Linked DNA regions of Homo sapiens: region 1 is linked to region 2. A link is an interaction called in ENCODE POLR2A ChIA-PET data of the cell type or tissue named here. Cell type or tissue: CD4-positive, alpha-beta T cell. All regions are shown on one strand. Links, peaks and the distances in the headings refer to the core of each region. The heading gives the core; the rest is flanking DNA. Region 1 holds the start of VAMP5 (vesicle associated membrane protein 5). Region 2 holds the start of KCMF1 (potassium channel modulatory factor 1).

What was found. ChIA-PET counts read pairs that join two places held together with the same protein. Peaks named below come from ENCODE experiments on the same cell type or tissue, not always from the same donor. Only the 100,000 strongest peaks of a DNase experiment are listed, where the experiment ranks them.
Region 1: POLR2A ChIA-PET joins it to region 2 with 13 read pairs; 2 of 35 experiments call an interaction of 5 or more read pairs at or near these places.

What each region holds. Positions count from the first base shown.
Region 1 is chr2:85,578,395-85,590,835 of GRCh38, reverse strand. It overlaps VAMP5 (vesicle associated membrane protein 5), which reads right to left and starts at 6,405. Exons shown (of 3, transcript NM_006634.3): 1 at 6,343-6,405. The coding sequence starts at 6,345. It overlaps VAMP8 (vesicle associated membrane protein 8), which reads right to left. Exons shown (of 3, transcript NM_003761.5): 2 at 11,669-11,827; 3 at 8,805-9,260. The coding sequence ends at 9,120. RefSeq lists a silencer at 6,134-6,483 and enhancers at 5,773-6,728, 9,220-9,873, 9,874-10,528, 10,529-11,182, 11,819-11,958 and 1 more. In CD4-positive, alpha-beta T cell, for the core only: no CTCF peak of the experiment used is centred there; a DNase peak (open chromatin) is centred at 3,045.
Region 2 is chr2:84,969,768-84,986,697 of GRCh38, reverse strand. It overlaps KCMF1 (potassium channel modulatory factor 1), which reads right to left and starts at 15,537. Exons shown (of 7, transcript NM_020122.5): 1 at 15,231-15,537. The coding sequence starts at 15,246. RefSeq lists enhancers at 11,181-11,722, 11,723-12,264, 16,531-16,610 and silencers at 14,663-15,752, 15,783-16,032. In CD4-positive, alpha-beta T cell, for the core only: no CTCF peak of the experiment used is centred there; no DNase peak of the experiment used is centred there.

The DNA.
Region 1 (12,441 bases), core at 139-5,138, 610 kb before region 2:
ACGTAACAGAGAGAGACACCAGGCAGGAGGCCCTGGTATAAGCCAGAAGCCTAGGAGCAGGGACATTTCAGGGAGATGAATACCAGTGGATTAGCAAACCACAGAAACTCCTTCCTCTTAGCCTACTTCCCCACAGCCCATCCCTGTTCCCTTCCCCTCCTTACAAGAAGGGCAAGCTTCTTTTCCTGCCAGCCCACGTCACCCATTGTCTACAACAGACATTTTGGCACTTGACTGAATTCCACTTAAAACCAGAAAACTTAAGTGTTAGAAGAGATCTGGTGGTCACAGAGGGCTACCTCCCACTCAGCCAAGAATCCTCCTTCAGGATCCTTGCAGCTGCTTGGTATACAGCCTCCAAGAATTCCCACTGTATGAGTCCTATCTCCCCAGCTGGACCACAAACTCCCAGAGGGAGGGCAGGGAGCAGTGCCCTGCCTTTGTCCACCACCATCCCACCGGGAGGCCAGCACAGTGCTGACCATTGCAAGCAAGGAATCAGTGAGTGGGCCAATTACGATACAGCCTAACCAAAAGCAATTCTTATTCTCAAGAGATGTTCTCCCAGCATGTTTTTCTAGCCCTGCATGAGTTTCGAGGGGCAGGCATTTGAAACCCAAATAGGTCAATATTTACCCATGAGCTAGAAAAGCAACCTGCTTCAAGAGAGGTCAGGCAAACCACTGTAGGGGAGGCTGCGCTCACAGGCTGGAGGAAGCAGTAAGCAGGAAACACAGAGGAACAACGAAGAGAGCAGGGAAACTGCACTCTCACCTTTTCCTGAGTCAACCGTCATCACTATTATTACTACTATAGCATTCAACAAGGCTCCATCATTCAATCCTTTGAACTTCCCCACATTCAAATACTCCAAGGCAGGCTGGGCGCAGTGGCTCACACCTGTAATCCCAGCACTTTGGGAGCCCCAGGCAGGCAGATCACTTGAGGCCAGGAGTTCGAGACCAGCCTGGCCAACATGGTGAAACCCTGTCTCTACTAAAAATACAAAAATTAGCCAGGCATGGTGGTGCATGCCTGTAATCCCAGCTACTTGGGAGGCTGAGATGGGAGAATCGCTTGAACCTGGGTGGCGGAGGTTGCAGTGAGCCGAGATCACACCACTGCACTCCAGCCTGGGCAACAGAGCAAGACTCCATCTCAGCAAACAAAACAAAACAAAAAACAAAATTAAATAGTCCAAAGCAAAAACTTGAGAATGGATAAATACTCGAAAATAAGAGTCACTGCTAGAGACTGGGAAAATGCTGGATATTATCTTTTTATTTTCTATTCTAAATGCTACAGCTGTTGTTACCTTATTTTTCAACAAGGGGTGATATTTGGGTCACATTCTCCAAAGAGCTGGCTGTGCTTCCAGCTGTAATCTGGACCAGTCTCCCCCAATGCGAAGCCAGGCCTGCCTGGAGCCAAGATGGACCCAGGCCTAAAAGAACACATTCGCTCCAGGGAACACAGAGGCCTTAGACTCAAGTCTCGGGCCCTCCTTGGCCCCCACTCAACCAGAGGAAAAAGGACACTGACTATATACACAGGTCTCTGCTGGCACTGTGAGAAATAAAGCTCCAGGGACCCTGGAAGGAGGTAAGCAAGAGGACAAGGGCCATACTGCCTTACGCCACACTGTCACTCAGCATAATGTCTGCAGACAGCAGAGATGTGATAAACAGTTCCTGAATAAATGGTGCCTATATTTTTAAAGATGGGGTCTTGCTATGTTGCCCAGGATGGTCTTGAACTCCTGGGCTCAAGCAGTCCTCCCACCTCAGCTTCCCAAAGTGCTGGGATTATAGGCATGAGCCATCATGCCTGGCCTAATTGTGCCTATTCTTAAAGAGACCACTTTGCCCTGGGGAAAAGACACATGTAATACAATTAGAGAAGAGTAAAGAGTTACACTGTGCGATACAGATAGTAAGTATCAGAGCTGCCACAGAGAGGGTGCCATGGTGGGGGCGGGTGACCCCTTGAAGGATGACATGGAGCAGGGACATTCTTGCACTGAGAGATAGGGATACACCCTGACAGTGAGGACCAGGCAGAGGATGGGAGGGATGGGGCAGGACAGAAGGCAGAAAAGGTCAGGTAGAGAAGACTGGCTCCAAGCGACTGATAAAACTTAAGAGCTAGTGTGGTTTTTGAGCCACGGGTGACAGTGAAGAAGTGCTTCAGGATAATTTCTCTATTGGTGGTAGACAGGCACAGATAGAAGTAAGAAAATGGCAGAGAGGCCAGCCAGAGGGGTGGAGAAGTACCATCAGCAAGACTGCCAGGAGATGGCCACCAGGCGGGAGAGGGGTGACAAGCAGAGCGTGGAGAAAGGAAGAAGGGTGAGACAGGCATTTCTGAGACCTGAGGCCAGAAGCCTGCAGGGCTTGGAATTTTGAGCCAGGGCGAGAGGGGAGCAGTTGTGTAATTGCCAGAGAGTGGCAGTTACACAGGAAATGTTCTTGACAGACTGTTGCCCCCTGTACAGAATATCCCCTCTATGACACTCAAACCTCTCAGGTTTTTCTGGGCTCAATCTCTTTGATTCCTCCTATGAAAACGCAGTTCTCAAAACCACACCATCTGGGCCAGGCACGGTGGCTCATGCCTGTAATCCCTGGACTTTGGGAGGCCAAGGTGGGCAGATCATGCCTCTACCAAGAAATACATAAATTAGCCAGGCAAAGTGGTGCCTGCCCATAGTCCCAGCTACTCGGGAGGCTGAGGCAGGAGAATTGCTTGAACCTAGGAGGCAGAGGCTGCAGTGAGCCAAGATTGCGCACTGCACTCCAGCCTGGGCAAAGGAGTGAGACCCTGTCTCAAGAAAAAACAAAGAAACAAAAACAAAAAAACCTCCCTATCCTAACTCTCCTTGTCTCCCCATCTCCTGTCTAGTATCCAAGAAACTGTTCTAACTGTCGTCAGATGAATGGGCGCAAGTACCGGTATAACATTGCCTCCCTAAGTCGGCACTCAGCTCAGAGACTAGGAGCAGGGCTCTGCTTTGCACCCGTCTGTTGAAATCCTGCTTCTGCCACTCACCAGCTGAGTGACTGAGACTGAGGATATGACCTTTCTGACCTCCACTTCCTCTTCTGTAAAGTGCTGATAATAATGTTAGCTAAGGATTATGTGACTTATTGTAAATCAAAAGCTTAGCACAACGCCTGACACATACTAAATGCTCAATAAATAAGAGCTATTATATTGATGTGGCCCACATTTCCCTAGCTCCTTTTTTTTTTTTTAGCAGTCAGATCTCAAGAATTGTACAATATGGCCAGGTGTGGTGGCTCACGCCTGTAATCCCAGCACTTTGGGAGGCCGAGGCAGGTGGATCACAAGGTCAGGAGTCTGAGACCAGTCTGGCCAATATGGTGAAGCCCTGTCTCTACTAAAAATACAAAAATTAGCCAGGCGTGGTGGCGGGCACCTGTAATCCCAGCTACTCGGGAGGCTGAGGCAGGAGGATCACTTAAACCTGAGAGGCAGAGGTTGCAGTGAACTAAGGGCCACTGCACTCCAGCCTGGGCGACAGAGCGAGATTCTGTCTCAAAAAAAAAAAAAATTGTGTAATACAGGTGGTCAGTAAAACCTCTTCGTTTTATAAAATGCACAGCCAAGCAAGCTCTTCCCTATGGCAAACTTGTACACATAGTACACATAATTGTTTCTAACCTGTGGCTCAGAACTTTAAATGGGCTTTTGGTAACTTGGTAACTAGCATCTAGTTTATTTTCTTTCTTTTTTTTTTTGAGATGGTGTCTCACTCTGTCGCCCAGGCTGGAGTGCAGTGGCGTGATCTCCACTCACTGCAAGCTCTGCCTCCTGGGTTCACGCCATTCTCCTGCCTCAGCCTCCAGGGTAGCTGGGACTACAGGCGCCTGCCACCACGCCCAGCTAATTTTTTGTATTTTTAGTAGAGACAGGGTTTCACCGTGTTAGCCAGGGTGGTCTCGAACTCCTGACCTCGTGATCCACCTGGCTTGGCCTCTCTCTCAAAGTGCTGGGATTACAGGCGTGAGCCACCGCGCCCGGCTGCATCTAGTTTATTTTCATCTGGCACGGCAGGCTGTTGAGGTTTTACATCTTGAGCAAGAATAACAGCCACCATCCAATGGGCACATACTCTGAGGTAGGCACTATGCTGCTTGCTGTTCATTTGCTCTGTCTCATTTAATCCTCACCCAACAACCCATTGAAGGCCATATTATTAACCCAGTTATTTTGTTTGTTTGTTTGTTTGTTTTTGTTCTGAGACAGCCTTACTCTGTCACCCAGGCTGGAGTGCAATGGCGCGATCTCAGCTCACTGCAACCTCCGCCTCCCAGGTTCAAGCGATTCTCCTGCCTCAACCTCCCGCATAGTTGGGACTACAGGCGTGTGCCACCACACCCGGCTATTTTTTTATATTTTTAGTAGAGACGGGATTTCACCATGTTTGCCAGGCTGGTCTTGAACTGTTGAACTCGTGATCTGCCCGCCTCGGCCTCCCAAAGTGCTGGGATTACAGGTGTGAGCCACTGCGCCTGGCCTTTTCCCAGTTTTATAGGAAACTTTGGCTCAGAGGTGTTAAATCACCTGTCCAAGATCACAGAGCCAGTGAGTAGAAGATCTGGGAGTTGAACCAACACAGACTCCAGGCACCACATTTGTAACCCGTGTGCTAAATTAGATGCAGGTACAAGGAGGTCAGACACTTTAGCTGATTGGCTAAAGAATCTGGTTGATGCTACCAACCTAATTTGTGTGCATATGAGGGAGGCCTGTGGCTCAACACACACATTCTTTGGAGAGAGGATCATCTACAAGATTAATGAATTCAAGTAATTATTCATTCCATTTCCATCTTTCCCATCACTGCTTTGTTCCTGCTCTGTCCCCTATACTTGTCACCATGCTGGCATGAAGGACATTTCCAAGAAATCCTTGTTGGTTGAATGAGTCATAGAGAAGAAAAGAAAAGTGAAAGGAAGAAGGACCAGGGAGGGAAAGGGGATGGGTGGAAGGAAGGAAAGCGCTAAAGGGGCAAGAGTGAAAGAAGAAACAGGAAGAGGCTAGGAGATGGATGGGTGGAGGAGCGACCTCCCCAGCCTCTCCTCCACAGACTGCCTCAAATGTACCCGTGAGAATCCCCAGGTTTCCCAGTATCCTCCTCCCCCAATAAAATATCCTGCCTTCAGCCTTCACTTCAGGAGCTTCTCCCAAAGAGCTAAGGGCCGGCTGAAGCCCACCCCTACCCCTGCCTGACCCCTTGCCCTGCACACCCTTAAGTGGGCTCTGGGCTCTGCCCTATTCTCAGAGCCTTCCTCAGCTTCCTGGCCTGGCCTCAGAGCTCAGTGCTACCTTCCTGCCCCACTTCCTCTTCCTGCCTCCAAGTTCCCTGGAGATAAGGCCATCCAGGCATTGACCCCTAGCCAGGCCACATCCATCACACCTCTGTCAGTTTCTCCAAGGCAAAATCTTAAAGCACCAAGCCTACTTCCTGCCCAGTCCATTTTCCCAGGAGCCCTAGGGAAAGGGAGAAACTGGCACCAGCTGTTCCTGACATCTTTGCCTTGGAGATGGCAAGTGAGGACAAAGGCCAGGATCTGCAGCAGGAGTGGGGATGACTCAACTCAGGAATGTGTCACTAGGTAGAGGTTAGCAGGGAGTCAGGCCTGTGCCATACACTGATAACTTCAGTGGAACTTTCAGAGTAAACATCTCCCTTTCTCTTTCTCTAGGGGAGGAGTTCGCCCTCCAACACCCTGCCATGGGGCTGGAATGGCCTCTGCCACCCCATCTGCTCAAGTTTCCAACTCCTGAGCCAGGCTTGGCTCCTCACAGCTGCGGAAAGGGCTGACGAGGTCGTTACATTTCCTACCACTTCTTAGCAGTGGGTTCTGAGTGCCAGGCGGGTCTCTGCCACTGTGGCTCCTTTAACCTCGCAAGGACCCAACAAGGCAGGTATTACTGACCCCACTTCACAGACGCGGAAAAGGAGGCTCAGGGAGGTTAAGTGACTTGTCCCGGGTCACAGAGCTGGGATCCCAGCCCGGAGTCCGACTCCAAAGTCGGTGCTCTTAACCGCTTTGCTTCAGGAGAATGGGGAGCCCGAGTCCCGCTCGCTCTGCGCGGTGCAGCCAGGACGGGGCTCACGCATTTCTCTCCCATGCGGCGCGCAGGGAGTGGAGGGTCCGCCCCGTCCTGCTCCAGCAGTGGTCACCGCCTCAGGTCTGGCCCTCGTGGGCCCCAGGGGAGGCCCCAGCCCGCGGACTTTGGACTCCTCTCTCCCACCCTCGCCACTCGCCCTCTGCCCGTCGCAGGGCTGGCCGGCCCCGCCTGGGCCCTCACCATCGCTGCTGCCGCCGCCGCCTCGCCCGCTCCCGGCTTCTCTGCCTGCGGAGCGGCCGCAGTGCCAGCGGCCCCGGAGGAAGAGCAGGGGCGGGGCGGGGCGGGCCGCCGAGCGAGGGCGGGGGGCGCGCCTTCCGCGAGTGGCGACAGAAACCAAGTCAAATCGAAAGCGATGGGCCACAGCGACCTGGGTCCGTAGAGTCGGACCCTCCCGGGCCCCAGGAGCCTGAATTCGGATGACACCTCTGCCTGGTGAACGGGCACACCTCGGGGCCGGATCTGTGGAATGGGCACAGTGGAGTGAGCCCTGGAGTCTTCTAGCTCGAGTTCAGCTGAAAAGGCATCATTCATTCACTCAACAAACACCCTATGAGTGCCACGGTCAGGCACCATACTAGGTCCTGGAGACGCCATGAACAAGCCAGGCAGGGTCTTTATCACCCTGGTGAGTGCATCTCACCCAGAACCAAAAACAGGCACCCAAAAAGTTTTGAAACTAAAGACAAGTGGTGGTTGCACAACATTCTGAATACATGTCACTGATCTGTACACTTTAAAATAACAAACTGTACATTGTGTGACTTTCACCTCTATTCAAAAAGAAAGCAGCCCCACATGGGCAAAGTACTAGCTCTAGCCTTTCTGTATGTCTTTCCTCACCATGAGGGCAAGTGCAGCTCTGTGCTGTCATGCACCCGCCATGCACTTGCTCCTCAGTCAGAGGATGGGGGAGGCTGGTGTATCTACTACCACTTCAGAGCCTTCCTGAGCCGAATCTACCCATCCTGTCCTCTCACTGCTACAGAGAAACCACCAGCTACCTGTTCTCCACTACTCCAAGCTGCCTCGGACATCTTAAAATAAGGTCCCTCGTTTTTTTTTTTTTGTTTGTTTGTTTTTTTTTTTTGAGAGAGACAGGGTCTCACTATGTTGACCAGGCTGGTCTCGAACTCCTGGCCTCAAGCAGTTCTTCTGCCTCAGGTTTCCAAAGTGTTGGGATTACAGGTGTGAGCCACTGGGCCTGGTCCCTCAAGTGAGGCCTCTCTTGACCAACAGAATTGAAAGTTTCCCTCTCTGGGGCTGAGCCTCTGTGAATACAGAAGTCCCAGACCAAGAGGGTTTCACAGACACTCACCCCCACCTTGGACAGCCTGGGTCCCAAGGCAGAAGCTTCACTTCAGTTCCTTACACCTTGAATCCAGGAGAGAGAGGATTAACATGTTGTAGCAAAGACTACCCCAAGCCTGGGCACAGTGGCTCACACTTGTAATCCCAGCACTTTGGGAGGCCAAGGTGGTAGGATTGCTTGAGCCCAGGAGTTTGAGACCAGCCTGGGCAACACAGTGAGACCATGTCTCTACAAAAAATACAAAAATTAGCCAGGTGTGGTAGCACACACCTGTGGTCCCAGCTACAGGGGAGGCTGAAGCAGGAAGATCTCTTAAGCCCAGGAGATGGAGGTTGCAGTGAGCCATGATCACACCACTGCACTCCAGTCTGGGCAACAAAGTGGGATCCTATCTCTGAAAAAATAAAAATAAAAATATCACAAGGGTCTTTTCTGACCTTTCCTCCTCCCTCCCCAAATTTCAGAGCATGATTCTTCCAGAGCCTGACTTGCCAATCTGGTCCCAAACCCTGACTCTCAACCCTTCCCCTTCTTCCTGACAACAGGTTGTTTCCAATTCTGGAAAGCCTGTGGAGGAAACAGGAACAGAGATAGCAAGAACCCTCCCTGCAAACCAAGGCGGACTGGGCACTGGAAAAAGTGACAGTGATGGTGGAACCTGGTAGGGAGGAGGGGGGCCTGAAGACAGAAAGGCTTATTGTGCACAGAGGGGAAGAAGAGCCATTGGCCCTGTCCTGTGACACTGACTGACTGACTGTGCCCAGCCATGGGATGCCAAGGAGAGATGCTTGCCCCCTCAGGACAACTGAGACCCAGAGGCCTTGCTAAGTCCCAGAAGACAAGGACAGAGAAAAGACAAATAAAACATGCAGAAGCACAAGGAAAGGAATAGCAGTCCATTTCCTCCACCCCTCGGCTCTAGACTACAGGGTCGTTGAAGAGAGATGGCTCTGGTGGAAGAGGCAGGAGGATTTCAACCAGCTTCATGCCTCAGCTAACAATTCCAGAAGAAGAGTACTACAGGGCCATGGCAGGACCCAATGGGAACACTTAAAAATCTTGCATACCACCCCAAAATGCTATGAAGGTTTTGAACTTTCCATATGCCAAGACTCCCAGAAAATTCTTGTTCTTGAGACCTGTGACAATGAATGGAACTGGGAGGAATAAAGACAGGGTGGGGGCTCCAACTTTCTTCTCCAAACATATACTCTTTGCCCTTCCAACAACTTGGACCTCAGATGAGAGAATTTTAGCCAGAAGGTATCCTCAGGAAGAAAAGAAATAGAAAAGCCAAAGGCAAAATGGGAAGAGAGAAAGTGCCTCACACATATAGGGATACTGAAAGGTCTTTATTACCCACTGGCCACCAACAGTTTCCCAGCCACATGCTGGGCCCTCTAGGTCTCTCCAGCCCACTCTAAGGACCCAAGAAATGCAGCCACAGTCCATCTCTCTTTTTTCTCTCCTTCCGGGGGACCAAGGTACCTTCTGGGGCATACAACATGGCAGCAGGGCCTCGGGAAGAGGGGTAGGAGGACCGAGCAGCATTCTCTGTAGAGGAAGACAGGAAAGGAGACCCTCTTGGCACACATTTATGGAGGGTTGTCCCTGAAGAGAAGGGCAGGTGGGAGAGGTTCCCTGTTACTTAAGAGAAGGCACCAGTGGCAAAGAGCACAATGAAGAGGATGATGATAAAAACAATCACGCAGATAAGGACAATCATCTTCACGTTCTTCCACCAGAATTTTCGAGCCACCTTCTGCGATGTCGTCTTGAAGTGCTCAGACTGTTGGGGAAAAGGCAGAGTGAGTGACCCAGTGGCTCCTCCCACTGGAACAAGATTATAAGAGTACAAGTGCAGCCCACAGGCCATACTTTTTTTTTTTTTTTGAGATGGAGTCTCGCTCTGTCACTCAGGCAGTGGCTCGATCTTGGCTCACTGCTGCCTCCACCTCCTGGGTTCAATTGATTCTCCTGCCTCAGCCTACTGAGTAGCTGGGATTACAGGTGCCCACCACCACGCCCAGCTAACTTTTGTATTTTTAGTAGAGAGGAGGTTTCACCATGTTGGCCAGGCTGGTCTTGAACTCCTGACCTCAGGTGATCCACTCGCCTTGGCCTCCCAAAGTGCTGGGATTACAGGCGTAAGCCACCACGCCTGGCCTTGTTTGTTTGTTTTTTGAGACAGTGTCTGGCTGTGTCACCCAGGCTGGAGTGCAGTGGCACAATCTCAGCTCACTGCAGCTTCCATCTCCAGGGCTCAAGCAATCCTCCCACCTCAGCCTCCCTAGTGCTGGGACTACAGGCACATGCCACCACGTTCAGCTCAAGCCATACATCTTAATACTGACACTGTAAGCTGAGGTAACAAACTGCTAAATAAAAGATGCTCTGGCCGGGTGCGGTGGTTCACGCCTGTAATCCCAGCACTTTGGGAGGCCGAGGTTGGTGGATCACCTGAGGTCAGTAGTTCGCGACCAGCCTAGCCAACATTGTGAAACCCCCTCTCTACTAAAAATACAAGAAAATTAGCCGGGTGTGGTGGCAGACGCCTGTAATCCCAGCTACTTAGGAGGCTAAGGCAGGAGAATCACTTGAACCTGGGAGGCGGAGGTTGCAGTGAGCCGAGATTGCGCCATTGCACTCCAGCCTGGGTAACAAAGCAAGACTCCATCTCAAAAAAAAAAAAAAAAAAAAAAAAATGCTGTATCTGCCTACCTTGACAAATGTACCTTCCTAAAAATCTGGAAGGCCGGGTTGAAATTTAGAATTCTCAGGATCCTAGGAGGTCTCCACCTAGATATGACTAGGGGTCCCCTTTCTCTTCTTACCCCTGCACACTGAGGGGTCCTCGACACCTGCTTACACCCAAGGGTACAACACTGGCAGCAAAATCTGCCCTTGGGAGGGCAGACCCTGGGACTGAGGGGTGCAGGCTCCAGGTGGGCACATCTCGCAGCTCCAGGACTCCTTGCCCCATCGGGACTGCTGAGGCTGGAGGAGGGACCAGGACAGGATAGAGGGTTGGAAGTAAGGGAACTCCTCCTCCTCCACCCACTCTTCCCCATGCCCAGCAATTCAAGTTATAGACACTAAATTTCCTGGGGCTTGTCCAGACATGGTGGCTCAAGTCTGTAATCCCAGCACTTTGAGAGGCCAAGGCAGGTGGATCACCTGAGGTCAGGAGGTCAAGACCACCCTGGCCAACAAGGCAAAACTTCGTCTCTACTAAAAATACAAAAAATTAGCCAGGTGTGGGGGTGCACACTGTAATCCCAGCTACTCAGGAGGCTGAGGCACGAGAATCGTTTGAACCCAGGAGGTGAAGTTTGCAGTGAGCCAAGATTGCACTCACTCTAACCTGGGCAACAGAGTGAGGCTCTGTCTAAAAAAAAAAAAAAAATTCCCGGGGCCATGCTCCCCAAATTAAGCTACAATTAAGCTACAGAAACAGGCAATGAGCCCCAGGGAGACAAGGGAGCAATACCCAAGAGCCAAGAGTTCACACAGGACTCAGAAAGCCAGAGCCAGCCTCCCCGCTGAACACAGAACTTGAGGCTCCAGACTTTGCTCAACTTTGGAGTTACTTCCTCCCTGAAACAGCTGGCCTCAGCCCCTGGCTGGAGAGAGAGAAGAATGAGGTCTAGCAAGATGTGTGGGAGATATTATTTTAGCCTTCATCTAGCAGGGGACCCTGGGATCAAAGCATTTCACTGCTCTTTCCCCCTTCTTTTTAAAGCCTACTCAGCAAGACGCCAGCAATTTCCCACCCCTTGTCTAACAGCTCCTAGAGAAGGCTAGAGGCCACAGCGGGGGTTTCCTCAGAGCCAATATTTCTGCCCTGGGAAGGTCAGACCCAGATGATTGTCATGGGCAGGCTTCAAAGGGAAAACAAGTTTCCCGGGAGAGAAGCCTGAGAATGCATGGGCTGACTGAGCTTTCGGTCTCAGAACATGCCTCTATGGGCGAGCTGCCACCTCAAGCCCCAGTCATGGGATCCATTCCCTGGGATCCATAACAATCTGTGGAGCAGAGCAGATTCAGAAGTGGAGACTCAGCTCACATCAGCTCCCAAACCAGGTGAAAGGCAACAGAAATGTCAAACTTCTGGCCCTCCTGTCCATTTTGCCCCACCAAAAAGAAATTCCCTCCCTCCCTGTTTTCCTCCAGCCCCCAGTGGGCTCCCTGTCTCACTGTGGCTTCCAGATCCTCTGTCTTGTTGCGGAGATGTTCCAAGTTTTCCCCCCGGGCCAGGATCCGCTCCACATTCTGGGTCATAATATTCTTAACTCCCTCCACCTCACTTTGCAGGTTCCGCACACGATCATTTCCTCCACCTTCACTGGCTTCCTCCTGTGCGGCAACACGGGGTTAATTAGACCAAGTGGTGGGGGAACTGGAGACTTGGGCTCAGAGATCTGGGGAGGGTAAGGCCTCAGGCAGACTTAAGCTTTTTGTAAAATGCTTGAAATGTTTACAAAGAGAATGTTTTCATGTATTACTTCTGTAATCAAAAATAAATGCATTTGTAAGCCCCAGAAGGTGAGATGTGATGCTGAACAGACTAGATCAAACTTCTTTTGGGGTTATTAGGGCCCCTGACAAGGAAAAGCAGCACATCACTAAATCCCTCCCCACTGCTTCCTTGCTCCCTAGAGAGGGCCGTAGAATACAGCAGGGCCAGCATCTCACAATGTTCCCTTCCAGAGCAGAGCCCGCCACTATTTACAATTCCCAGAGCCACCCCCCTTTCCTGATTTCTTGGGACCCTGGTTGAAAGTGTCTGTGCTGGCCAGCAGAACACCCTCACCCAGCCCCACCCATCTGTCCCTCTAAGCCAGCTGCCGGAGCACGGCCCTGGCCGCAATGCCATTGCTGTGACCCAGAACAACAGGCAACCAAGTATCCCAGAAGGCGCCTGGAGCCGTTGAGCCACACACTTCTGCTTTCCCCACCACTGGGCGACA
Region 2 (16,930 bases), core at 7,295-12,294:
CACCATCTTGGCCAGGCTGGTCTCGAACTCCTGACCTCGTGATCCACCCACCTTGGCCTCCCAAAGTGCTAGGATTACAGGCGTGAGCCACCGCACCCGGCCCAGCCTTTCTAATATACCTCACTCCCCCTGCTAACATACGGGAGTCTTCTGTTCCAGAAACTCTGGTCTCCTCACTGTTGTCCCACCTACCTCTCTCCAACACACTGCATGTTTTCTTAGTTCTGCACTTTACCTCCTACATTCTCTCACTTGGCGGATCCCCTTCCCCCAACTCATCCTATAAAAATACGATACTTCTTCAAGTCTTGAGTTTAAATGCCACCCTAAGGAAATCTCTTCTCTGACACCCAAATAACACCTCATTCCACTTGCCAACACTACAGAACTTGTAGTAAATGAGCTGACACTTTTAATTGCCCCAGTCATACAAGGGTTATTTTATTTTAAATACTTAGACCTTATTGCTTCAGTCATACCACATACTTTAGGAGGAAAAATTCTAAGAGTTTTCTAAATGCCTCATAGTACTTATCATAATACCTTGCACATAAGGACCCAAAGTTTTAGGTTAGACATCCAAGGCCAGTGTTTTTCAATAGGAGGTGACAATCCATGAATAGAATGTGAAATCAATCTAGAAGGTCACAACTAGTATTTTGGTTTTTAATGAAGCAGAATAGAAAACAAAGTATATGTTTCAAAGTAGTGATAAGTACTATTTTGCATTACTCTTGCTTCATTACATATGTATGTGACTACTGCATCAGAATATAAAATATATTTCTGTGTTATATTTTTTTAAAAGTTTGAGAGCTGCTAATGTATGTAGATGACCTAGTTTCTAGGCCCAAGGGTTTTTTTTTTTTGAGATGGAGTCTGGCTCTGTCACCCAGGCTGGAGTGCAGTGACACAATCTCGGCTCACTGCAACCTCCGCCTTCTGGTTTCAAGCTATTCTCCTGCCTCAGTCTCCCCAGTAGCTGGGATTACAGGCACTTACTGCCACACCCAGCTAATTTTTGTATTTTTAGTAGAGACGGGGTTTCACCATGTTGGCCAGGCTGGTCTCAAACTCCTGACCTCGTGAGCCGCCTGCCTGGGCTTCCCAAAGTGCTAAGATTAGAGGCGTGAGCCACCGCGCCAGGCCAGGCCCAAGGGTTTTACATTCAAACTAGGAAGATTCACCTTCCACCAAACCCCACACCCTTCAGGAAACATCAGTTAAATAGAGTAATAGAGTAACAGGGGTCAAGAAAGACAAAGCTTAAAAGAACGGTAAATGTAGGGAAAGTTTGTAAAGAAATGTTCTTAGAGATGTTTGGGACACAAACTGAGTATGTACTTTCCACCCCCTGCCATTTAGTTAGTCAAAAAGACCTTTCTATAGAAGCAGGGCTTCCGAAATGTGTTTCTCAAAGCATTCACAGTTCAACAGTCCTCAACACAGCCTACAATGCGAGGGTGTCCAAGATCTGGCTCGAACTACGCCAACTTCACTTCCTACCCCTTTCCACCCCAATCATTGCCCTCCAGCCACATGGCCTCTGTGCTGTTCCAAGAACATTCCAATTTCAGGACCTCTACACTTGCTGTATCCTCAGTCGTATTTTTTTTTCCTTTAAATCTCTCTCATTTAACTATGGCTTTTCCTTAAATGTCCATCTTCAGATAGGCTTTTCCTGACCACCCTATCTAAAGTAGCCCATACTCTGGCCGGCCATGGTGGCTCAAGCTTGTAATCCCAACACTTTGGGAGGCTGAGGCAAGGGGATTGAGCCCAAGAGTTCGAGGCCATCCTGGGCAACATAGTGAGGCCCCAACTTCACAAAATAAATAAATAATAGAAGTTTCTTTCTTTCTTTCTTTCTTTTTGAGACAGAGTTTTACTTGCTGCCCAGGCTGGACTGGAGTGCAATGGCGCAATCTTGGCTCACCGCAACCTCTGCCTCCCGGGTTCAAGCAATTCTCCTGCCTCAGCCTCCCGAGTAGCTAGGATTATGGGCATGCGCCACCACACCCAGGTTATTTTGTATTTTTAGTAGTGACGGGGTTTCTTCATGTTGGTCAGGCTGGTCTCGAACTCCTCACCTCAGATGAGCCACCCACCTCAGCCTCCCAAAGTGCTGGGATTACAGGTGTGAGCCACCGTACCCAGCCTCTGCTAAGCTTCTTTAAATATAAAAGAAAAAAATAAATAAAAGGTCATGAAACCAGTATATGTTAAAAAATAATTTTAAGGTGAAAAAGAAATGAAAAATCTAAGTTCTTAGGACAGAAACTGAAGCAGAAATCCACAGCCAAGTGTGATGGCTCACATCTGTAATCGTAGCACTTTGGGAGGCTGAGGCGGGAAAATTGCTTGAGCTCAGGAGTTTGAGACCAGCCTTGGCAACACAGCAAGACCCCATCCCTACAAAAAATATATATAGAGTGTGGGCTACTTTATTTACTTATTTTTTCAAAGAAACTTCTATTATTTATTTACTTATTTTGTGAAGATGGGGTCTTACCATGTTGCCCAGCTTTGTCTCAAACAATCCTCCTTCCTCAGCCTCCCAAAGTGCTGGGATTACAAGCATGAGCCACCATGGCCAGCCAGAGTATGAGCTACTTTAGACAGGGTGGTCAGCAAAAGCCTAGCAGACCCTCAACGCATAAATGTGAATATGTTTTTCAACTGAGGCATTTTTTAAATGAAAATTTAGCATTTGAATTAAAATATGATGAATGTAAAATTTAAGATTTAAGACTTTGGCTGGGAATAGGGACTCACTCCTGTAATCCCAGCACTGTAGGAGACCAAGGTAGGATTGCTTGAGGTCAGGAGCTCAGGACCTGCCTGGGCAACATAGGGTGACTCCATCTCTATAAAAAATACAAAAGTCAGCCGGACGCAGTGGCTCACGCCTGTAATCCCAACACTTTGGGAGGCCAAGGTGGGTGGATCACCTGAGGTTAGGAGTTCAAGACCAGCCTGGCCAACACAGTGAAACCCCATTTCAACTAAAAATACAAAAAAATTAGCTGGGTGTGGTGGCAGGTGCCTGTAATCCCAGCTACTTTGGGAGGCTGAGGCAGGAGAATTGCTTGAACCCAGGAGGTGGAGGTTGCAGTGAGCTGAGATCACGCCATTTTACTCCAGCCTGGGCTACAAGAACGAAATTCTATCTCAAACAAACAAGCAAAAAAAACAAAACAAAAGTTAGCCAGGTATGGTGGCACATGTCTGTAGTCCTATCCACTCAGGAGATTGAGGTATGAGAATCTCTTGAGGATGGGAGGTCAAGGCTGCAGTGAGGTACGATCACACCCCCACACTCCAGCCTGGGCAACAGAGTGAGACTCTGTCTCTTAAAAAAAAAAATTTAAGACTTTGTAAGAAAAAAATGTAAATATATCATAAACAATTCTATGTCAGTTACATGTTGAAATGGTATTTTGGATATAGTGGGTTGTTATTTCATTATTAATTTCACCTCCTTTTTTAAAAATGTGGCTACCAGGGAATTTAAGATTATGTATGTGGCTTACATTAGATTTCTATTGGATAGCAATGGTCTATGCCAATTCTGCAAGTAGATTTGTTATTTCTCTTCCAATGGTGGCTTTTAAAAAGCTTGTAGAAAATATGATCTAGAATAACGAAGAAACATGAAAATATACAGCATGTCTGACTCAGAATGAAGACCCTTGATACTGATCTAATATAGGAACACTTGTATTTCTCATCTACTGTCACTTGACGTTCTTATCACCAGTTTTCCTAGAGAAGAGAAAATCAGTCCCACCTCTGTGACCACTATGTATATTCATATGTATAGCCATACAAACACACTGTATAATTTACATTGACTTAGAACCGCAATTAACTACATACAAATCCCTAACAGTGTCAGACTGAACATCAAGATCTTTGAACATGAAAACTACCTGGGTTCCCATTCACCATCCAACCATCCTCAACTCCCAGCATGTATTTCAATATCATAGAAAAGAAGGGCCGGGCATGGTGGCTCAGCCTGTAATCCTAGCACTTTGGGTGGCGAAGGCAGGTAGATCACCTGAGGTCAGGAGTCCAGGACCAGCCTGGCCAACATGGCGAAACCCCGTCTCTACTAAAAATACAAAAATTAGGGCATGGTGGTGCATGCCTGTAATCCCAGCTACTCGGGAGGCTGAGGCAGGAGAATCACTTGAACCCAGGAGGTGGAGGTTGCAGTGAGCCGAGATTGCGCCACTGCACTCCAGCCTGGGCGACAAGTAAGACTGGCTCAAAAAAAAAAAAAAAAAAAAAAAAAAAAAAAAAGAAAATAAGGAACACATCTGTAACTCCTTTATATAATCCCTGCCTGCTCTACTTCAACATCCTTAACTCCTAATTTAGAAAACTTCTCTGCTTACACTGCCAAACCTCTACAACCACAGAGGACACCAAAGGAGAATACTGGTGGAACAAGAACAGTAGGGTACAGCTATTCACCCCAATAGTTGTTAGTTATCTAACCATTCACAAAAACCCGTAACACAAAAACTACACTGAACACAAAAATAAATGTTTAATCCCTTTAGCTCTTTTCTAAGTATCAAAAGATAATCACAAATCTATGAAGAATTGCCAGGCACAGTGGCTCACGCCTGTAATCCCAGCACATTGGGAGGCAGAGGCAGGCGGACCAACTGAGGTCAGAGGTTCGAGACCAGCCTGGATAACATGGTGAAACTCTGTCTCTACTAAAAAAAATACAAAAATTAGCTGGGCATGGTAGTGGGCGCCTGTAATCTCAGCTACTCAGGAGGCTGAGGCAGGAGAATCATTTGAACCCAGGAGGCGGAGGCTGCAGCTGAGCTGATACTGCGGTACTGAACTCCAGCCTGGCCGACAGAACCAGACTCCATCTCAAAAAAACAAACAAACAAACAAACAAACAAAAAGCCTGGAGAATAAGACAGGAGTGCTGCTGGAGAGACCCTTTACTTTGCTGAGTAGGGAGGATGACAGAGTCTCAAAGGAACAATAAAAGTCATAACCAAATAATAAATTATAATCAAATATACCTGTGACTGTTCCAAGTCAACTCATCAACCTAGTACTCTAAAAAGTGACTCTCCTAATGAAAATCCTCTTACTGTAGAAAAAGTTGATATCATGACACTGGCACTGAGTACCAGCAAAAGAGATTAAAAAAACATTAAAATTCAACAGAAAAGGCCAGGCGCGGTGGCTCACGCCTGTAATCCCAGCACTTTGGGAGGCCGAGGTGGGTGGATCACGAGGTCAGGAGATCGAGACCATCCTGGCTAACACGGTGAAACCCTGTCTCTACTAAAAATACAAAAAATTAGCCGGGAGCGGTGGCAGGTGCCTGTAGTCCCAGCTACTTGGGAGGCTGAGGCAGGAGAATGGCATGAACCCGGGAGGCGGAGCTTGCAGTGAGCCGAGATTGCACCACTGCGCTCCAGCCTGGGCAACAGAGTGAGACTCTGTCTCAAAAAAAAAAAAAAAATTCAACAGAAGATAATGTGCAAACCTAATTAGTCATGATATCAAGATGCTTCATCCACTTATTCTTCTGCTATTTCTTCTAGCTGAGGGTAATACAACTGACCCACTCTTCTGATCTCAGTTTTTTTTTTTCTAGTAGCAGTGATTAAGTTACAGGGATCCATCTATACTTCTTTGCCAGTACCCCCGTGGCCACTGGCAAAGTTTGATGGACTGCTGGCTGGCACTGTGGCCATAGAAGAGATGAGGCTAGGCTGGGTGTGGTGCTTCACACCTATAATCCCAGCACATTGTGAGGCCGAGGCAAGAGGATTGCTTGAGCCCAAGAGTTCAAGACCAGCCTGGATGACACAATGAGACCCTATCTCTACAAAAATTTCAAAAATTATTCAGGCGTGGTAGCACATGCCTGTACTCCCAGCTACTTGGGAGGCTGCGGCAGGAGGATCACGTAAGCCCAAAGGTTGAGGCTGCAGTAAGCCTTGTTTATGTCACTGGACTCCAGTCTGGGTGACAGAGTGAGACCCGGCCTCAAGACAAAAAAAAAAAAAGATATGAGGCTAATTGACTGTGTATATGAATTGGATGAACTCATAATTCTACTTTGCTACAACTCAGAGAGCCAACAACTAAAAACAATTCTACAGGCAGTTACCATGGTTAACAAACACCAAGAGGGCCATCAGGGATGTAGCAGAGAGGGAATGGTGGAAGGTGCCTAACAAGGCAATTCATTCATCTCTTGTTCATTTCATTGGGCAGTGTTTTCACTTCCTGGTACCCAGCTCTCAAGACATTCCATCAGGCGTGAGAGCTGGTTTTCTGTTTCCAACATCCTGTAGCTACAGATCCATTTCCAAGCTTCACACCCACCTTGCCTGTCTTTCCTCTGCCAACACCCACCTGGCCACTGGTCCTTACCAACCCAAGAACAGCCTATCTTTTCCTGGCTCCTCACTTCCTTCTCATGTAATCTAGGTAATATGTTCCTTTAGGAAACTGTCTGCCTTATCCCAGATCTTTAACATAAATCAAGACATGGCTAACATATAAAAATAACTGGCTGGGCGCAGTGGCTCATGCCTGTAATCCCAGCACTTGGGAGGCTGAGGTGGGCAGATCACCTGAGGTCAGGAGTTCAAGACCAGCCTGACCAACATGGAGAAACACCATCTCTACTACAAAAAAAAAAAAAATACAAAATTAGCCGGGCGTGGTGGCGCATGCCTGTAATCCCAGCTACTTGGGAGGCTGAAGCAGGAGAAACACTTGAACCCGGGAGGCAGAGGTTGCGGTGAGCCGAGATCGCGCCACTGCACTCCAGCCTGGGCAACAATAGTGAAACTCGGTCTCAAAAAAAAAAAAATTACCAAATTTTAAGATGCTCTGATCTGTATACTGCTTACGGGTTCTTTTCTCAATTTTAATGAATAACTTCAAAGACTGAAAAAATACCTTATAATTTTAAGGAAATGAAAAACATCATGGTCCTTAGCACAACACTAAAATTAATTAAAAAATTAATCTTCTATAAAAAAAGACTTTTATTAGGAACAGCATTCTACTTTTAACTTTTATGAATATGCAGTTTAGGGAGCGCTTCCTTTGAGTCCATATGCATGAAAGTAGCCCCACAGCTATATTTATAAAGTGATTTTTTTTTTTTTTTTAGACAGAATTTCGCTCTTGTTGCTCAGGCTGGAGTGCAATGGGTGATCTCAGCTCACTGCAACCTCCGCCTCCTGGGTTCAAGAGATTCTCCTGCCTCAGCCTCCCGAGTAGCTGGGATTACAGGCGCCTGCCATCACGCCCAGATATTTTTTTGTATTTTTAGTACAGATGGGGTTTCACTATGTTGGCCAGGCTGGTCTCAAAATCCTGACCTTAAGTGATCCACCCATCTTGGTCTCCCATGGGATTACAGGCATAAGCCACAGCGCCCAGCTCATAAAGTGATTTAAAAAACATTATTTCTAGGATAATTCAATGACAGCTTAGCCTTCACTAAAAACTTTTGGAGCTTCTAGTTTAAAAACAAAAAAAACATGGCCAGGCGCGGTGGCTCACACCTGTAATCCCAGCACTTTGGGAGGCAGAAGGGGGAATCACTTGAGGTCAGGAGTTCGAGACGAGCCTGGCCAATATGGTGAAATCCCATCTCTACTAAAAATACAAAAATTAGCCAGGCACGGTGGCTCATGCCTGTATCCTAGCACTTTGGGAGGCTGAGGTGGGCAGATCACCTGAGGTCAGGAGTTCGAGACCAGCCTGACCAACATGGACAAACCCTGTCTCTATAAAAACACAAAATGAGCCAGACATGGTGGCGCATGCCTGTAATCCCAGCTACTCGGGAGGCTGAGGCAGGAGAATCGCTTGAACCCAGGAAGTGGAGGTTGTGGTGAGCTGAGATCGCGCCATTGCACTCCAGCCTGGGCAACAGGAGCGAAACTCCATCTCAAAAAGCAAACAAACAAAAATTAGCCAGGCATGGTGGTACATGCCTGTAATGCAGCTACTTGGGAAGCTGAGGCAGGAGAATTTATTGAACCTGGGAGACAGAGGCCACAGTGAGCCGAGATCATGCCACTGCACTCCAGCCTGGATGACAGAGTGAGACTCTGTCTCAAAAAAAAACCCAAATACATTGTGCACATGTACCCTAAAACTTAAAGTATAAAAAAAAAAAAACCCAAAAACCAAAAGACAAAAAACCTAGGCAAATATATATGATAGATATCATAAAGTTGATGTTTTGAAAATAAGTTATGATGCATGGATTTCTTTTAAAAAGGTTGCAAAGCTTAATATGAAGGGGTCTGTTTAGTTATTTCACATCATAAGTTTCATAAGCTGCTACTGTGAAAAAGTTACCATCTTACAAGACTGCTGCTAAGGCTGGGCACGGTGGCTCATGCCTGTAATCCTAGCACTTTGGGAGGCCGAGGCGGGTGGATGACCTGAGGTCGGGAGTTCAAGACCAGCCTGACTAACATGGAGAAACCCTCTATCTACTAAAAATACAAAATTAGCTGGGTGAGGTGGCGCATGCCTGTAATCCTAGCTACTCGAGAGGCTGAGGCAGGAGAATCACTTGAACCTGGGAGGCGTAGGTTGCGGTGAGTTGAGATCGCCTCATTGCACCCCAGCCTGGGCAACAAGAGCGAGGAAAGAAAAAAAAAAAAAGATTGCTGCTAAAACATCTTAAAATCTCAGACTAAAAGGAATCTCTTCCAAATTGAGTTCCCAATTTGAAACAAGAACATGTAGTTATGTTTTACTACATTTTAACTTAAACATGAATATAAAAATATGGGAAAATGAGCTTCAAAATGAACTTTAAATGAAATTATGAAATCAAAGACCCCAGAAATTAAAATGTGATTCATTTTCCCATAAATTTACATTCTTATATATTCTCTATTGAAAGTCAAGGTAAATGTAATTTACGATTTATTCAAACTGAAAAAGTTGCTGGGCATGGCAGCTCACACCTATAATCCCAGTACTCGAGAGCTGAGGTGGGAGAATCACTTGAGCCCAGGAGTTTGAGACCAGCCTAGGCAATACTGGAAGATCCAGTCTCTACAAAAAAGAAAAAAAAAAAAAGTCGGGTGTGGGGCGCACACCTGTGGTCCGACCTGCTATGGAGGCTGAAGTGGGAGGATTCTTTGAGCCTGCGAGGTCAATGCTGCAGCGGGCTATGCTGGTGCGCAGCATGGGCGACAGAGACCCTGTCTCAAAAACAAAAAACGAACTGAAAAAGTCTTAAGAATGTCATAATCTGTTAACAGATTACAGTTAAAGTACAATAAGTTGTAAGAAGACCTGATGGTAAGGATCTTATCAGTGGGAGTCCACTTACATTTCTATAGGGAGGCAAAAGGCACTGCATTAAAATCACATGCTAATTACCAATCTTGGCTTTGCAGTCCCCAAATCCCAAAACCAAATTATTTCTGTCTATATGTGTGCTTCAGTGGCAGATAACATTTTTTGAGAAGAGAAAATTAAGGCTAGGAGCAATGGCTCACACCTGTAATCCCAACACTCTGGGAGGCTGAGATGGGAGGATCACTTGAGCCTGGGAGATGGAGGTTGCAGTAAGCCAAGATCCCACCAATGTACTCTACTCTAGCCTGGGCAACAGAGAGTAAAAAAAAATAATTATAAAAAAGGAGAGAGAGAGAGAAAATTAGAATCTACTAAGAAAAGAGTGGTACAACTTTCAAAAAGTTGGAGCTGCCATTCTACAATGTATACATATTTCAAAACATCATGTTATACATGATAAATATATACAATTTTTGCCAATTAAAAAAATAAAAACAAAAAAAGTTGGGACTAAGTAGATTAATGGCCTACGTAGTCTTGTATTTTACATTTTAAAAATAAATAGTATCAGATACTTCTGAAACTAGCATAACAATATGACCACCTGCTCATTTATCCACTATCATTTTTACATGTGAAAATCTTCAAAAAGCTAGAGAAATTATAAATCAGATAAAGATAAGGACTCTACTTGAAATCTCAATTTGTTTTTTTTTGTTTTTTTTTTTTTAAAGAAATAGGGTCTCTCAGCCTCCCATCTAGCTGGGACTACATGTGCACATCACTGCAACCGGCTTGAAATCTCAAACAATTTTACCCAAAATCAAAAGTAGCCCAGAAAGAGTTAAGAAGGTGCTGGGCGTGGTGGCTCATACCGGTAATCCCAGCACTTTAGGAGGCTGAGGTGGGTGGATCACTTGCGGTCAGGAGTTCGAGACCAGCCTGGCCAACATGGTGAAACCTGTCTCCACTAAAAATAGAAAAATTAGCCAGTAGCAGTGGCAGGTGCCTATAATCCGAGCTACTCGGGAGGCTGAGGCAGGAGAATCACTCGAACACAGGAGGTGGAGGATGTAGTGAGACAAGATCACGCCACTGCATTCCAGCCTGGGCGACAGAGCGAGACTCTGTCTTTAAAAAAAAAAAAAAAAAAAGGAGTTAAGAAGGCACTCAAGAAAAAAGTGCTAGAATCACAGTAGAGTACCTCTCTGAAATTTGACAAAATTAGTAAAAGTTGGCAATTACTTTGTCATCAGTGTTTATCCCTTCCTTATGGCATGTTTCACAATGCACTGTGGAAGCTACGTAAAAAATGCATCTTCCTTGCCAGACTTAAAGTAAGGAGCTGCATCTTATTCACTTAGCCCCACATTCCTTGGAACCTAGCAGACTGCCTTACACATAGTAGTGACTGAAAGGTTGAATGATTTAAGGCGACACATGTACCTAGATCCAGGTAATCAATTAGGCTCTAATCTATGCAAGAACATTCATGATTTCATTTTAGCTAATAAGCAGCGAGCAATTTGTTAAGTTGCTTTTTTTTATTTGGAAAGCTTTAAAAGTAGATTTTAAGCTCTGAATAACATACTTACATTTTAAATGTATTTGAAAGTATGATAGTGAGACATTTTAAAAAATACATCAAGATAAAAAATGATTGGGTTCACTGTGAACTAGACAGTGTTGGCAGGGTGAACACAAAGTGGGTGCTAAAGTCTATAAAATGTTAACATGACAAGAACACCACAAAGTGAGTTAAAAGTGGCCCTACAATTCTCACTGGAAAAGTATTAACGGGCAAGCAGGAAAAATGTAGGGTACTGCCATCTCCACTAAGGGTCTGTAGGGTGGGGAGCCTGTTGTCCACTCCTGAGGAACAATTATTTCCATTCCTCATGGTGCTGCTGAAAAGTGAAGTACGGAGGAGCTGGTTCAGTCTGTGAACTCATTTCCCATCACCCAAAGAAAATGACGGAATCCCAAGCTGACTGGGCCCCTTCTAGACTCTTGATAGTTCAAGCTCTATCAACTCTCTAAAGCGCCAGTCTAGGGCAGAGGTAAAGTAAGGCAAACTACAGCCCTCAGGCCAAATCCAACCACCACTTTTTTTTTTGGAGATGGATTCTCACTCTGTCGCCCAGGCTGGAGTGCAGTGGCACGACCTCAGCTCACTGCAACCTCCACCTCCTGGGTTCAAGCAATTCTCTGCCTCAGCGTGAGCCACCACGGCCGGTCCACCACCAGCTTTTATATAGCCCGAAAGTTAAGAATGGTTATTTGTATTTTTGAATGGTGGGGGTGTCAAATGACAAATCATATTTCATGACACATGAAAATTATATGAAATTCGGCCAGGTGCGGTGGCTTACGCCTGTAATCCCACCACTTTGGGAGGCCGAGGCCGGCGGATCACGAGGTCAGGAGTTTGAGACCACCCTGGCCAACATGGTGAAACCCCATCTCTACTAAACGAAATACAAAAATTAGCCGGGCGCAGTGGTGGGCGCCTGCAATCCCAGCTACGCGGGAGGCTGAGGCAGGAGAATCACTTGAACCCGGGAGGTGCAGGTTGCAGTGAGCCAAGATCACGCCACTGCACCCTAGCCTGGGCAACAGAGCAAGACTGTGTCTCAAAAAAAAAAAAAAAAAAAAAAAAAAAAAAAATATATATATATATATATATATATATATATATATGAAATTAAAATGTCAGTGTCCACAAATAAAGTTTTAATTGGAACAGAGCCATGATCTTTCAATTACAGGTTGTCTATAGCTGCTTTCGTACTATTACAGCTCCGCCAAGCCTGCAATGTTTGCCACCTAGCCCTTTACAGAAGAAGCATGCTGAACCCGGGACTAGAGCATCTCTCTATGCTCCTGGTTGCATTGCCTTTCTCAGAGGCACTGCTTCACAAGGTTGAGCCTTCAAGCTTGACAGGTGTCCATCTCAGGACTGTGTCATCCAAAGTTACATTAATAAAATCATAGGATTTAGTGTAATTCATTAGGGTGGGTACAAAGACAAAGTAACATATTACCTGCACACATAAGGCCCTGAAAAGGAAGCACCAAGCAAGTACAACATGATAGGCTTGTTCAAACCTTTTACCAGACTATTATATCCAGTTCAGGATCACACTACTGAAAGGAAATGAGAACTACAGAGAATTTGGAGGTGGACAGATGACTGAGAGTGCAAAAATTACACCACTAAAGAAACACGGAGGCTGGGCGTGGTGGCTCACGCCTGTAATCCCAGCACTTTGGGAGGCCAAGGCGGGTGGATCACCTGAGGTCAGGAGTTCAAGACCAGCCTGACCAACATGATGAAACCCGATCTCTACTAAAAATACAAAAATTGGATGGGTGTGGTGGCAGGCGCCTGTAATCCCAGCTACTTGGGAGGCTGAGGCAGGAGAACTGCTTGAATCTGGGAGGTGGAAGTTGCAGTGAGCCGAGATCACGCCACTGCACTCCAACCTGGTGACAGAGTGAGACTCCAGCTAAAAAAAAAAAAAAAAAAAAAAGAAAGAAATAAAGAAAAAGAAAGAAAGAAAGAAATGCTGAAAGAAATGGGATTCTTTGGCCCAAAAAAGGCAAAGGTAAGAAAAGAACTAATAGCAAGGGTGCCAAACACTGTATTTACTGATAGGTCAAAGTCTTACTGATGACAATAATGACAGTCTGAACTAATATTCCACAAAATATGTATCTAATGAGTTAAATGTGATTCGTGAGACTGCTATTCCTGTCTTAGGCCATAAACTAGACCCTTGAAAGAGAATCACTTGTCGAATATTGTACTATAAGTCTTCAACAGATGTATTTAGGTATGTTCCTTTTTCATTAGGTATGTTCTATTTACTGACATTAACATAAGTTACTAGGAAAGGTGTGCTACTAGTGTGCTGAGGTTCAGCAATATTCAAGTAACTAAAAGGTAATATAAGTTTCATAACCACACACCTTTGCACAGCACCAAATGGGGGGAAATGGGCTTAAATTACAGAATATATGTTACATTCAAGAATGTTCCAAATATGAGATTTTAATTACTCTAACAGAGCACTGGGGGTGAAGGAATTTTCTTCCCAGGACACTTCAATTAGAATGCTCGTCTGGAACTATCTGTATGCTTTCTTAGACCAAGGAGAATGGGTCTGAAACACTCTTCCATGGCTGTGATTCTCTAACTAACCCTCCCAGTTTTCAAGAGTAAGAGAGCTTGCAGCCATTGCTCACTTTTGTTTTGTCTTGAAGGTGGTCAATGTACACAGGACTACAGTTTAAGATAAACTTTAATATCCCAAATTGAAAACTGATTATAACTTTAATTACGAGTTCTTAAAATTACAGAGATAAGGATACATTTCGATTAAGCAGACGAAGTGGGGAAAAGAGGCATAGCTTCCTACTTCTGTGTCCCTTTCAATGAGGCTAGGTACCTCATTATTTCAAAATGCCCAACACTTGAACACTGTAAGTACTCAACAAATGCTTTGCGAAGAAAATATAGTATATTTCATATTAGTTTTGTAACTTTTAAAATACAGAATCGTTGAACACAGAATGTTGAGTCAATTTCAACGTCGCAATTAGTAATGCGAATTTTGAAACTTGTTCTAAATACAATTTTAATCAATCTGAGTTTTTCAGCCTTGAAATTCTAAGGTCCGTATTTCCCAAAGAATATCCTTCCCATAGTGCTAAGCACACACTAAACTGACTCACTAAACTTTCTCCACTCCTACATCACCTATACAGGATTTTAAAATCCGGAGTACACAAACTTTCAAGCCACTTCTACAATCTTGTATTAACCTTAGCAGGACAAACTTTTCGCCAAGACTCTTAACACTTTTTATCCAAAAACCTGTAGTAGTGAAACAAAGAAAACACAACCCCCTCCTCCTTTTCTAAACCATATGGCAATAAATTAAAGTTAACTTATTTCTTACCAGCTCAAAGCCTATACATCGACCCTAAACATTTGTCTCTTTGTGCCCTGGGACTGGGCTTAGAGCTGTCTGCTTATTTGCAACTGTACTCCAATCGTGTTTTAAAATGGCAAAACAAGGTCCAAAACGACCCCCGACCATGAACAGACCTCACCATCGTCATTTTCCAAAACCTGGTCTGGTAGGCAGCACATGCCGGCGAGGGCACCAGGGCCGCGGGGAGCGAGCCCTGCTCCGCCTGGGTGACTGAGCAGGGAGTTTGCTTGCTGCGGCGGGGTCGGATCCACCCCGGGAACTTGGTTACCCGAGCCCAGGGACGCGCCGAGGCCTAGCCGCGAGGCCGGGGCGGGCTCCAGGCGGCGAGGGCTTCCCGTCCCTTGGCCGCAGAGCCTTCCCGCCAGCCCCGCGGTCGCCCGCAGGCGGGGACACTCGCCGTCGTCTCCCGGCGACCGGACGCGCCTGCCGGGTCCCGGGCCGGCTCTTTTGCCTCCTGCTGCCGCCCGCGGCCCGGCTCTGCGACCACACCGGGCTCTTCCGGGGCGGCGGGAGCGCTAGGCCGCGCTGGGGCCCGCGGCTCCTGAACCGGCCGGGCGGGCCTTGGCGTCCGGTATCAGTCCCGAAGGCCGAGCTCCCGCCGGTAACGGGCCCCGCCGCCTCCCCTCCCCCTCCGCCCCATGACAGTGCAAACCCTCCGGCCGCCCGGGCCGCCCCGCCTCCAGCACCAGGCCCAGCTAAGGGCCGCGGCCGTGGCGGCAGCGGCGCCGCGGCTCTCCGCCCTCGCTCGCTCGCTCCCGGGTCCAGCGCCTCGGGCCCGGCTCGGGCTCGGCCAAAGTCTCCGCCGCTTCCCGGCCGCCCTCCGCCGCGCCCGGCCCGGGCGGGGTAGGCCGAGGCCCGGGAGGTGCGGGTGGGGGCGGGGGCTCCTCTCACCTTCATGTCGGGACATCCTAGTTCAGACGGTGGCGGCGCGGCCCCTCCCGGGCTCCGGCTGCAGTGTCCCCCGCGGGGTCCCGGCGCTGCCCGCGCCGGCCGGCCGACTCCCACTCGACTCCCGGGCTCGGCCGCGGGGGCGGGGTGGGCAGGGGAGCGCTCCCGCGGCGGCGGCGGCGGCGGCGGCGGGGAGGCGGCGCGGGGCGGGAATGGGGCCGGGCCTGGTCGGGGCTGAGCTCCTCCAGGAGGCGGGTCCGACGCCGCAGCTCCGCCGGCGCCCGCCGTGACTCCGGTCACTCTCGGGCCTGCCGGCTCCCGGCAGCGGCGCGGCGCTCCGCAAATCCCGCTCCTCCCCTCCCCCGGCCCACCCCCCGCCCCTCTCCCCCGGCTCCCGGCCGCCGCCTCCTCCTCCTCCTCTTCCTCCTCCTCCGCCTCCTTCCGCCGCCCGCACGCCAGCCCCGCCTCTCGCTGCCCTCGCCGGGCCCAGCCGCCCGGAGGCCCCGCGGCCGGCGGTCGCGACGGGGGCGACGCGGCGACGGCGGCTCGGGGCGCGGCGCTTGCCCGCGCTAGCCAGCAGGCCGCGATCGGGCGCCCGTGCCCAGCCTCGGCCTGGCCGCCGCCGCCGCCGCCGCGCCGCGCGTAGGGAGGAAGAGGAAATGCCCGGCGCCGGCTCCCGCTGCTCACCGGCGCGGCCCGAGGGGCGCCCGCCCGCCACGCCGCCCCTAGCCCCGCCTGGGGCGGGCCTAGGCCGGGCTATAGGGGCCAGGGCCTTGGGCTGCGCCGGCCGCGGGAGGTGGGTGCTTCTCGGCGGCGAGCTGCGACTCGGAGAGACTCCTGTCCGCAGGTGCATGGCTTCCGGGCGGGCCTCGGGCAGCGAGCTCCAGCCCCACTGAGAGGCCGCGGACCGCCTGGGGACTTGTGTTTGTGTGTATTTTAAGCCAACAGCCCAGAAAGGGAAGGCGACTGGCCCCCGGTCTTCGCCAGTGTTTCCCGGCCGGGTTACTGGTGGTCAGGAGGGAAGCCAGGAGGCTGCCGGGCTCCGAGGCCGATTCCTTGCGAACCATCTCCGTTAAAGACTCCGCGCCGGGCAGCCCGGGAGTCCGGCGGTACCCGCGCAAACTTTGTCCCAGCGCCTTGGCTCACCGTGAATGCCCTGCCTTGAAAATTTGGAGTTTTTTGTTTCCTGAAAGTGGTCTGCTTTTCCGATTTTATCTGTGTTTTCCATTTTTACCTTCTTATTGTCAATTTGTTTTCAGGCATTATTAATTCAACAAATCTTTGTACTGCCCCTTACCACGTGTCGATGGTTCCGTGGTTTGGTGGAAATAGATCGCGCTTTGAAGTCAAGACGGATCGGCCATGGAATTTTGGCTCTGAGATCCTCTGTGTAACCGTGGATGAGCTACAAGGCCTGCTGAGCCTCCATTTGTCTGGTTTTTGTGGTTGTTTTAATTTATCTTTTTCCATTTGAAGTTGTGGGTTTTGCATAAAATTGAACTGTTACCAGGCTAAGTCAACTGAAATTGGAATCTGGGGTACTGCTTGCTTTGAGGTTACTCTTATACTGTCCACCATTTGCTGGCTGTGTGATCTCTAAACCTCTCTGTGCCCTGACTTTTCTATCTTTAAAATGGACGTAACAACAGAGGTTTAATAATAAGAGGTTTGGAGGTTAAGTGCTAAAATGCATATAAAATACC